Regions from separate parts of the Homo sapiens genome. Here region 1 is linked to region 2. A link is a loop called in an ENCODE intact Hi-C map of the cell type or tissue named here. Cell type or tissue: PC-3. All regions are shown on one strand. Links, peaks and the distances in the headings refer to the core of each region. The heading gives the core; the rest is flanking DNA. Region 1 overlaps LOC105372084 (a long non-coding RNA gene). Region 2 holds the start of LOC105372083 (a long non-coding RNA gene).

The links. Peaks named below come from ENCODE experiments on the same cell type or tissue, not always from the same donor. Only the 100,000 strongest peaks of a DNase experiment are listed, where the experiment ranks them.
Region 1: a loop joins it to region 2, with 10 times the contacts of the local background. A loop is called at or near these places in 1 of 110 quality-filtered maps.

Annotation. Positions count from the first base shown.
Region 1 is chr18:41,413,729-41,419,118 of GRCh38, reverse strand. All of the region lies in intron 2 of LOC105372084 (a long non-coding RNA gene), which reads left to right. Among named protein-coding and RNA genes, the nearest start is that of KC6, 100 kb to the left of the region's middle. In PC-3, for the core only: no CTCF peak of the experiment used is centred there; no DNase peak of the experiment used is centred there; H3K27ac peaks cover 1,273 bases.
Region 2 is chr18:41,502,045-41,507,434 of GRCh38, reverse strand. The region is part of intron 2 of KC6 (keratoconus gene 6); the gene reads left to right. LOC105372083 (a long non-coding RNA gene) reads right to left here and starts at 3,301. Exons shown (of 2, transcript XR_001753428.2): 1 at 3,228-3,301; 2 at 1-868. In PC-3, for the core only: no CTCF peak of the experiment used is centred there; no DNase peak of the experiment used is centred there; H3K4me3 peaks cover 273 bases; H3K27ac peaks cover 2,976 bases.

The DNA.
Region 1 (5,390 bases), core at 149-5,148, 88 kb after region 2:
ATCCAATTGTACACAAACACATAAACAATTAAAATGGCGAGATGAGGTGGGGAAAGGGGCAATAAAAATGGTCAGAGTCAATTAAGCCAGTGAAATAAAAAAAAATTAAATTGTGGAATGGTGTACACAATAACCCATATTTTATTATTTTTCCCTTACGACATTGTAAAAAATGCATAAGCCCTTGATGTATGTATGTTTCCTCAAGAAAGGTGCTCTATGGCTCAGAGGTGGATTGGCGGCATGTGATGTGGGCAGCTGTAAGGTAACAACATGTTTTCCCATAAAAAGCAGAGGAAATAGGCACATAAATTCCATATAAACTGTCAGTGTGTCAGCTATGCTAACACTAGGGAAGCTGGCGCCCTGGAGCTACACTAACTTATGCACCTTCATTTTTCAAACACACACTTCTTGAATTCACAAAGCTAAGCTGCAATCAGGCTACTTTCTTCTTTTCTCATCTAGCAGCCTCCCCCTCCCCATTCTTGCAGACACCTCTTGCTTTAAGAAAGCAAAGCCATGAGCCAGGAATAAAAGAGGGAAGAAGGTATCAGGAAGTGATCCTTACATACTGTTGCCATCTAGCATAGCTCATTCTGGGTGCTCTGTACTAATAATCAAACCACACTAAATTGAATTTGAAGAGCATCATGATGCTAAGTCTGTGACTAGAAATTTCAGGAGCAAGTGGGGACTGGAAGTTCTTTCCTCTTCTTCCAGCTCCCTCTTCTGCTCCCTCCCCATCTCTCCCCCTCCTGCTTCTTCTGCCATTTATTGTTTTTTGGGAGAAGATTTCTAGGATATAAAATAAACTTTGGCATGTTTGAGAATATCATTCAGGAGATAATAACATTTTCCCCTTGCTAATAATTCAATGTATAAAAGTATTGAAAGTTTATATTACAAATCCAAATTCAGGGTCATTTGTTGAAGTGAAGCAGAGCAAAAGCCTCTCCTGCCTCCTCCCTCGAATGATCTGGGTTTGGTGGGTATGTGCGGTGGTAGTGGTGGTGTCCAAATTCCTGACTCTTTTGTTTGGAACACTTTCAGTAGCTATTTTGTGAAATTCTAACAGAGTCTCATTACTCGAACTCAAAATTTCCTTTCTATCATGACAGCTGATGCTGTGTTTAATTCAAACATGCAGAGTTTCTGTGTCCAAGACCTAAACTTTCTATTTGAACAAGTTTGCTGAACTCCCTGGGCTTCGGTTTCTTTATCAGCCCACAGGAGCTCATCTTTATCATACAGTGTCATAAAGTTGTTGTGCTTACTCAGTAAAATACTAAATGTGAATAATACACATTGAAAAGTTTCATGTGGTCTTCATGTATAAGAAATTATTGAGTCTTCAACAAACTTTGAATTCAGGATTTTATTTTTATTACTTTTATATTTTTTTGAAACAAGATCTCACCCTGTCTCCCAAGCTAGAGTGCAGTGGTGCGCTCATGGCTCATGGCAGCCGTGACCTCCTGGGCTTAATTGATCCTCTTACCTCAGCCTCCGAAGTAACTGAAACTTCAGGCACATGGCATCACACCCAGCTAATCTTTGTATTTTTTGTAGAGGTGAGGTTTCACCATTTTGCCCAAACTGGTCTAGAACTCCTAGGCTCAAGCAATCCACCTGCCTTGGCTTCTCAAAATGCTGGCATTATAGGTGTGAGCCACAACATCCAGCCTGAATTCAGGATTTTAAAGGTATGTTTAGATTAGGTAGAATAAAAACTACTTGGCTTTTTCTTTTTAAATATAGAGTTCAAGGGTCCCATAATTTAAAACGTGTTCAATATAGTGTACCTTTCATCTAGATTTTTGACAAGATTAAAATGATGAAAAGCATAACACAAAACACTGTAAATTTTAAAATTTAATATAATAAATAGAATAAAACAAATAGGATGATCCCACAACCATCCTTTTTGTATTATCAGTGATGAGGTGGCTTTCAAATGTGTCTTCTACATTGATACCTAAACATCCCTGATCATATTCTGTGCATTGTCTGAGCCCAGACCCACTCTTGTTATGGTTTAGCTATTAATACAATCCTATAATTTTTTAAAAAAATGTTATACTAGTTGTTAGAATCAGTATCAGACAGCAGTAGACTTCCAAGAAACGCATATTGAAGACTGCCAACAAAATCATTTAGACACAGACCTAATTGCTTATTAATCACTCTGCATCACAAAAATGTTATTAACGTTTGCTTTATTATTATGCATACTGAGAAAAGGAAAAACAAAGATGCTACTGGCCTATTCTCATATATCTCAACTAAGTAACTGCACTAGGGTTTTAACTTTAATTTCAAGCTATGGATAATTTTATCTATAGTTTATCTTGGCATGCATTTCCAAGGTCTTTTGCACATTTAAGTTGTTTATTCATGATTCTGGCACAGATTAAGAGGGAGGCATAGTGTTTACCAACATAATTTAAGAATAAAACGATAGTAATAACCTTTTGAGTGAAGGAAAAATAAAGCTGAGAGAGGATAATTAATGAATCCGAGTGATCTGCCTACACTTCTCTGCCTTGCTCCACACTCTATTTCAACCTATTTGTGTAACCACGAAGCCGACTTTTTACTCTTAGAGTCAGCTTTGCATATGGGGTCTCTCATGTTCCTAGCAGGCATATCTTTTACTGCTGTAGAACCAAAATGACTTAAGTTTAATTATCTAGATACATTGCTTTCTGCAGTAACTTCACTATTGTTCTCACTGTACTCTACCACGTTATTAATGCCAGATTTTTCCTATTAGCTTTTAAACTGTTCTTTTACACTGAGTAGTTTGCCACCAAATGGTTACCAATAAAACTCATCAAATGCCTAAAGGTTATTTTAAACACACTGTGAGCAATGCTGGTTTCATTTTGCCATTTATTTTGTTGAGTCATTATTGGTATGCATTGTGTGAACTTATTGTATGCATTTTTTTGCTGCTGGAATGGCAGTATATTTTTAACGATCCCATTTTAATACGAATGTCCTAAAAAAAATCATTAAACCCAGGGTTTAACAAGGACTGTACTAACTTTACCTATTGCCTCCGCTGTGTCAAACATTGTTGAGTGATAACTTTGGGAAACTAATATATTTGGAAATCTTGGCTTCTATTTCTTTCAGAGCTATAATGCATACTAAAGGATGCTATAAAAGAACATTTTCTTTGCAGTAAGTGTTCTCTGCCTCATATTCTCTAGTAGTCAGATAACCAAAGAGCTCAGGCGCAGAATAACCTTCTTTATAAATGTCAAAAAAATGTAGGCATATGGTACACATTTTAAGAAAACTTTTAAGTCATTGAAAATCTGATTCAAAAACTATCATAAAAACCAAAGGCATGTTCTTACCCATATTGTTACTTATGAATATAAACTTCAGCTATGGCCATGCCACTTCTAGCTAAAATTTCACCAGGATTTATAAACTAAGCAAAATTGAAGTGGGTCAATATGAATGAAGGCTTTCAATGGAAAAGGCAAAGACAAGCAAACAAAAGTAATTAAAATTATGATAAGAAAATATGTGATGTGTTTGCCACTTTGATAATTATGTTGTGTAACACAACAAACTCACTTTCCCAGGAGATAAAGAGGAGTGATAGGAGAACTTGATACATCACTTAGGTTGTCTAAAACTCTCCTAATCCATAGTATCATTCATATATATTTTATCCAGGTATCTTGGGAAATAGACTGGCCTGATGTGATATAACAAGGCCATAATTGCAAGGCTCAGGAGAAGTTTAGGGTTATTACTATCATATGGAAAAGGTATGTGTTGTGGGGAAGAAGAAATAAGCTAGCTCAGCCAACAAGAATGTCATTCATCCATTGCTCCATCTGTTCAGTCTTCCAGCCATTGATTTAAATCAAACAAATATTTGTGGAGCACTTAATATGTGCCATGCCCTATAAGTGCCTTTCAAGTTACACTAGCAAACAAGACAGACATAATCTGTATTCACAGGAAAGTTAGAGTTTGCAAAGTGAATTTTTTCCTTGATGGGTAATATAATCAGACATAAACATGCTAGGGTTACAAGAATTCTTCTAGCCATGCTGTAATCACACTTTACAGCAAGAGATATGAACACTAGCATCTCTTAGAATTTGGCTCTCAAATTTTGTTATGTTATAGAAAACTGCAACCCAACCCAGGATTAGCAATCAGAGTAGAAAAGGTAATGAATGGTAGAGAGGGAGATGACAATTTTCCTTAATGGTTCTAATGCAGTGAGAAACACTGCTTTACTTGGAGGAGCTGGTAAGAACTAGTCAGGCATATCTATCCGAGATATACAGGCCAAGGTTCCCAGCGTGGCCTCAATAGGAGGGTAAGAGGAGTGAACTGGGAGGGTAATAAAACAGAATTTAAGGCAGGCAAGCCATAGATACTTGCTTAACCTGAGTATGATACTGGGAGCAGTGGGTTGGGCAAAGGGAGTATAGAAGAGAAAAGGCTATAGCTGCAAGAAATCCAGATGCTATGTCGATTTGTATTAACAAGTTATTAAACCTCACCTTGTGACTGAGCTTGTTGACCAATTCCGCTTTCCTGACAATTGGTTAGAAAGCATATATATAGTTTGCGTTAATGTGCTACCCATTGATCTGGTTAGTCAAAAAACAAAAGCTGTAAGAAAGAGGAGGCTGGGCACGCTGGCTCATGCCTGTAATCCCAGCACTTTGGGAGGCCGAGGCAGGCAGATCATGAGGACAGGAGATCGAGACCATTCTGGCTAACACCGTGAAACCCCGTCTCTACTAAAAATACAAAAAAACAAAAAACAAAAAACAAAAAAAAATTAGCAGGGCGTGGTGGTGGGCTCCTGTAGTCCCAGCTACTCGGGAGGCTGAGGCAGGAGAATGGCGTGAACCCGGGAGGCGGAGCTTGCAGTGAGCCGAGATCGCGCCACTGCTCTCCAGCCTGGGCGACAGAGGGAGACTCCATCTCAAAAAAATAAATCAATAAAAATAAAGAAAGAGGCTTCATCTTTCCACCTATTTTTACCATGTCAAAGATGGCTCTCAAGTCTGATTAGGGAGGACATTTACTCTATGGCAGTACTAAGAGGGCTATTTAGCGAGTAATATACTAGAGGGTTAAGTGTCAAGTGCTGGCTTCAGAGACATGGAACTGGTTTAAATTGCAGCTTCAACACTAGATATTCATGTGGCCTCGATAAAAGTTATTCTTACTAAGCCTTAGTTTCCTCGTCTTAAAAAGTATATCTGGGATAATTTGTGTTTCACATGGTGCCGAAATTCTTAAACAAGATAAATTTTCTAAAATTCTTGTAATAAAGTAAATGGCAACTATCATTAAGCCTCCCTCCCTTCCATTAATAATCAAATGCATCATTTAGGTCA
Region 2 (5,390 bases), core at 133-5,132:
TATTTGCTTCGTAAAGGTCCAGATAATAAATGTTGTAGATTTTATCATCTAAATGTTCTTTATTGCAATTTCTCAAATCTTCCATTGTGGCATAATATATAATAAGTAAACAAATGGATGTGGCTGTATTCTAATAAAACCTTATTCACTAAAATGGGAGGATTTTAGCCTACAGCCTATAGTTGGCTGACCCATGGAATAAAGATATTTTCAAGTAAGCAAAATCACAGGAAAAAAAATGTTGCTTTTTTTGTATCTTTTTCTGAAAAGTTATTGCATAAATATACCCATGAAAATTAGGGTTGACACCAAGTTTTTAAAAATAACAGGAAATAGAGGATTCCATACAGGAGAAAAACCAACAGAACTCCCAGGCTGATGGTGAAGGAGAATATCAGGATGATAACATTGCCACTGGCCTAGAGAACAACCAGTTTAGACTAGAGCAGGAAGATGGAAAGCCCTAGGAGAATTATACATAAATAAGAAAAGAAACTTGTAGAATACCCAATGTGTTTAAACATAGTAAGACAAGATTTCAGTTTCTGTTGGAGAGTTCAGCATAAATTAATAACAGGTGTATAGGACATTAAGCAACTGAAAATAATCAGATAAGTATTAACTCCTGGATAAACATAAAGTTCTACAAGAAAGAATATCTAATCATACACAAAATGGGTTCCACTGTAAGTAATATTTATCCAATAATAATATACAAACACTGACTATTGATTTAACCAAAGTTATGATAGCCTGTTGAGAGGATGAGAAAAGTAGAAATATGTGTGTTTCTGTGCATGTGGGGAAATGACAAAGAGAGCGAGAGTCTCATCTTCCGCAGCAGGAACTAAACAGATAACAATAAAACCTGAAAAAAATAGAATAAACACGTTATTTAGGCATAGGGAGGGAAGAATATTCAGAAAAAAATGTAACATTGGAAAATAAAGATAATTACTTCTGGAAATGAGAATTTAGAGTGCAAATGGATAAGGCTAAACACTGTTATTTTCTTCACAATTTTTGAGAAACCTTGCTTATTAAACTTTGTACGTATATACTCTGATTATTAAACTTTGTACATATATGTTTTATACAAATAAAAATTAAATCAAAATAAGAACTTGCTAAACTTTCATGAAAGAAGAGAACACAGAGCTCTAAATGGATAATTGTCTTTATGAGAGTAAATATTTAACGTGGAAATTGTTATTCTTGTACCCAATAAAAATAAGAAAAACCATAATGTTGATGATAATGACTAACATGTTTGAACATATATTACGTTTCAGAGTGGTGCTAAGCACTTTACTTAAATTATCTTAATTCAGCTACCCTAGTATTATTTTCTATTTTGTTTTGTTAAGTAAACCAAGACTTAGAGATGATAAATAAGTCTTCAGGACCTATAGCCAGAAATAACAGGGGAGGGTTGAAGCGAAGTCCCTCTGATCCATAATTTGAGGCCTCTCTGATCCCATAGTGAGCACCTCAATCTGTGAGCTAATAGTCTTTTTTAGAATTATTCAACTTCAATTATTGATCAAAATTGCATCAGTTGCTTAAAACCAGTTTCTTCATCCATTCCCTACAGTAATAATATTTTAAAATATTCCAAGAACTTGACAATATTTCTTTTTCTCATCTCTGTTCTAATTTGTACCACTTTATTGCAATTTTTCCCTTGAGTTTGGATTGAAATTCTTGATTTTGTTCGGAGTTTTCGGAAAGTACATTAGAAGGAAATGCAAACTAAACATCCAAGCAAAGGCTTGCATTTTCCTTTTTCATGTTAGGAAAAGTATGAAGACATAGGACAGCAAACGGGGAAGTGTCTATTGAGGTCGGAATGTGGAGAAGGAGATGAACTGGAGAAGAGGGAAACCAACACAAAGAAAGACACAGAGAAGGCAGAGGGAGACAAAAATAGCAGGCACAGAGACAAACGAAAAAAAGGCAGATAGAGATAGGGTTGCCAACACGAAGAGAGTAAGGGGGCCAAGAGGTTGCAGCAATTCATACATTTTAGGTATTTTGGCTGAAAACAGCTCTAAGTCTATGGACTATTGTGTTATCAGTGTTACTATATTCTGAAACAATGAAAATAATACCATATGTTTTTCTCCCCTGATTTGGAGTTTATTATACAACTTTGTCTTTGCAAAGTGGTGAAACCAGGACTACATTATATACTCTGACTGCACGTCTTAAAATGTTCTGCAAAGCAAATATAGGATTACCTTCCATTGTGTCATTTGAATATTATAACATTCTCATGAATAAGATAAATTGGGAATGACAGAAGAATTTACTAAAATCTTTGCATAGCCAGTTAACCAGGCAAAGATCTGTCACTTGTCAAATTTTATAGATTTATTCATTTTTCCCCCATATCCCTCCTCCTACCCAAGATCTAAATTGTAAAGATTCATCTGGCACTAGAACCTTCAATGACAGGAGCCACAAGCTTCTATCCTTTTATTAAAAAATCTTGGTGTTATATTTTTAACTGAATTTCATATACTAGGAATGGGACAGTCAGACCCTTTTATTGCTTTACTGATCTCTTGCATTATATTCTCTCTCCAAAAAGACTCCTGTGGCCTAAACTCCTCTTCTTTCAACTCTTTAGATACAGCATCAGAGACAACACAGGATGTCTGATTTTATATAAAAGATATTAAATGGGTACAAAAAGATTGCAAGGTTATAAATCAATCTAGACTTTAGGATATATTGGCTATGGGTATATTACCAAGGTTTCATGTAATCAGCATGTGGATGGAATCGTGAAACTTTTAGCCCATTGAGGATTCAAATAATATGTTATTGTTACTACTGAGATTTTATGAGATCACAAAATAATTTTATAGAAATACTAGCTGCAGGCTACATAAATATGCTGTGTGTCATCATCCACATTCACATAGTCTGTCCAAGTATCCTGTTTTGTTTCCGTAAACCCACTTTAATCACACGACTCTCTTACTAAAATTTTCCTTGAATTCCCTTTGTTTATCAAAAAAAGTAAAACTCCCAGGCTTCTGTCCTCTGACCTACCTATTCCCACTTTATTCTTCTCTTCCTTAACTTTCTACTCCAAGGAGACTTTATTACTACTCAATTTCCAAACTGAAAAATTTAAAACAGTATCCAAAACAATCACTAACAAACAATAGAAACAAAGCCCCTTTATGCTCTTACACTTACACATGTGTTCATCTTACCATGTCTTTTCACCAGTCCCCACACACTCTCCAGAGCTTGGACCTGAATTTCACCTGGGCCATGAGTCATCTCTCTGTAGGATGGATATAAAAGAGTTTCATGAGCGATAAGGAAACCTGGACAATTTTCCACGTAATCAAACAGCCCATGTTTGGATTCTGACACAGTTTGGATATTTTGGCCCTTCCAAATCTCATGTTGAAATGTGATCCCCAGTGTTGGAGGTAGAGCCTACTGGGAGTGTTTGGGTTATGGGGATGGATCTCTCATGAATGGATTGATGCCCTCCCCATGGTAATGAGTTACCATAAAATCTGGTTGTTAAAAAGAGCGTGGCACCCCTTCCCTCTCTCTCTCTTGTTTCCTCTGGCCATGTGACACTCCTGGCTCTCCCTCTACCTTTTGTTATGATTGTAAACTTTCTAAGGCCCAACCAGAAGCAGATGCTGGTGTCATGCTTCTTGTGCAGTCTGCAAAACTTTAGGCCACATACAGCTCTTTTCTTTATAAATTACCCAGACTCAGGTATTTCTTTATAACAATGCAAAATGGACTAACAGATTCTGAAAGAGTGAGATAGATTATTGAGAATATTTGTTGTCGGGAAACTTGGGCACCTAACCTTCTTGACATAAGAAACTCTCCCACATCACACTGATCACAATCCATGCTAAGATTTCTTTATTTAGGGTTTCTCATCTTAACAGTGTCAACAAATTTCAGAAGGCATCTTCAATTAGAAATAAAACTTGAGAAAGCATACACACACCTCCTGGGTCCCTCCTGGGACAACCTCCTGGGTCACTTAACAGATCCATTTGTTTAATATTAGTCATATTTATCAGCTTCTGACAACTCTGTGAGGGCAATATTTGTTAAGATTTCTTTGTTAGATTTTTAATGGGCTTAATCTCCCAACAGTATTTAAACAACTAGAGGGACCAGGCTATGTTGATCACATGGCATTTTGAAGCCTCTGTTTTCACTCCAGGTACATTTTAGTTTGGCTTAAAAGCAAATATTAAACCCTAGGGAGGCAGTTTGAGATAGAAAGTGGCCTAGGATTGGGATAAACAATGATCACTTTCAGGGATGGTATGAGGTTCAAGAATAGTATGAGGGATGGTGACAGGGATTAGGAACAGGTGTGATTTAAACATGAGGCAAGGGTCATAAGTACATGTCACACACAAGGTTAATTAGGTAATTACACATATTTTACTTTTATTATTTGACTATTTTAAATGAAATACAAAAAAAATTATATCAATAACAATGTCTAGCTTTGGAACATGTCCCAGCTTCTTTAACTCCCCTTGAAAATAACTACTTCTAATAACCTGTATTACATGCGTATTAACTGGCTGACTGAAAGACCGTAGAGAAGAACCAATTCTTCTGTCATATACATAGCTAAGGATTCATTGCTTTGAATTACCTTTGTATTCTGGTTGAATGGTGTAATTGCTCAGCTATAGTTAATGCATCGCAGCATCATTCATACACTATTCTCAAACTACTCTGAGGCCAGGTGCAAAGGTAACAGTAACTGTGAAAATAATTAAGGAAACCCTAATGGAATAATCTTCCTAGGCCATTAAGACATCTGAAAATGGGGCAACCATATGATGTACATAATGAGAACATTGTGCCTCTCCATTGACATGCAGGTTGGTAGGTGCAGGCCTGGCTTTCTCCACGTCTCTTAGCTCATTGTTTCATTTGTTTCTGAGCATTTATTTGTGGATCTGTTCCAATCTTTATCCCCTCCTTAAGAAATCCAAGTAAAAATTGTCTTGCATGGCTTGATTTCATTTGGTGTCAGTGGGATCTAGGGTCTGGGAACTATTTTCAGGAAATCTAAAATTTCTCAGATTGTAGCTTCTGTTGCTTTGTAGAAACTGAATTAAAGATCAGTTGGGATTCAGCATGTAGGAGGTTCTTAGCGGAATTTCAAGATCATTTGCTTTACTAGTTACTGGTATGTTTTTGACCCCTTTGTGTGAATTGAAAAATATGGCTTCTCCCTGTGGGTACATGGCTGGTAGAGTGGTAAATGCTTTCTTGAGAATAAAAAGGCGCTATGTCTTTCTGATAGTTACTCACGTACACCAGGTGCACAGCTTGGTGACTCACCACTCACTGTTCTGGCTTTACTCTGG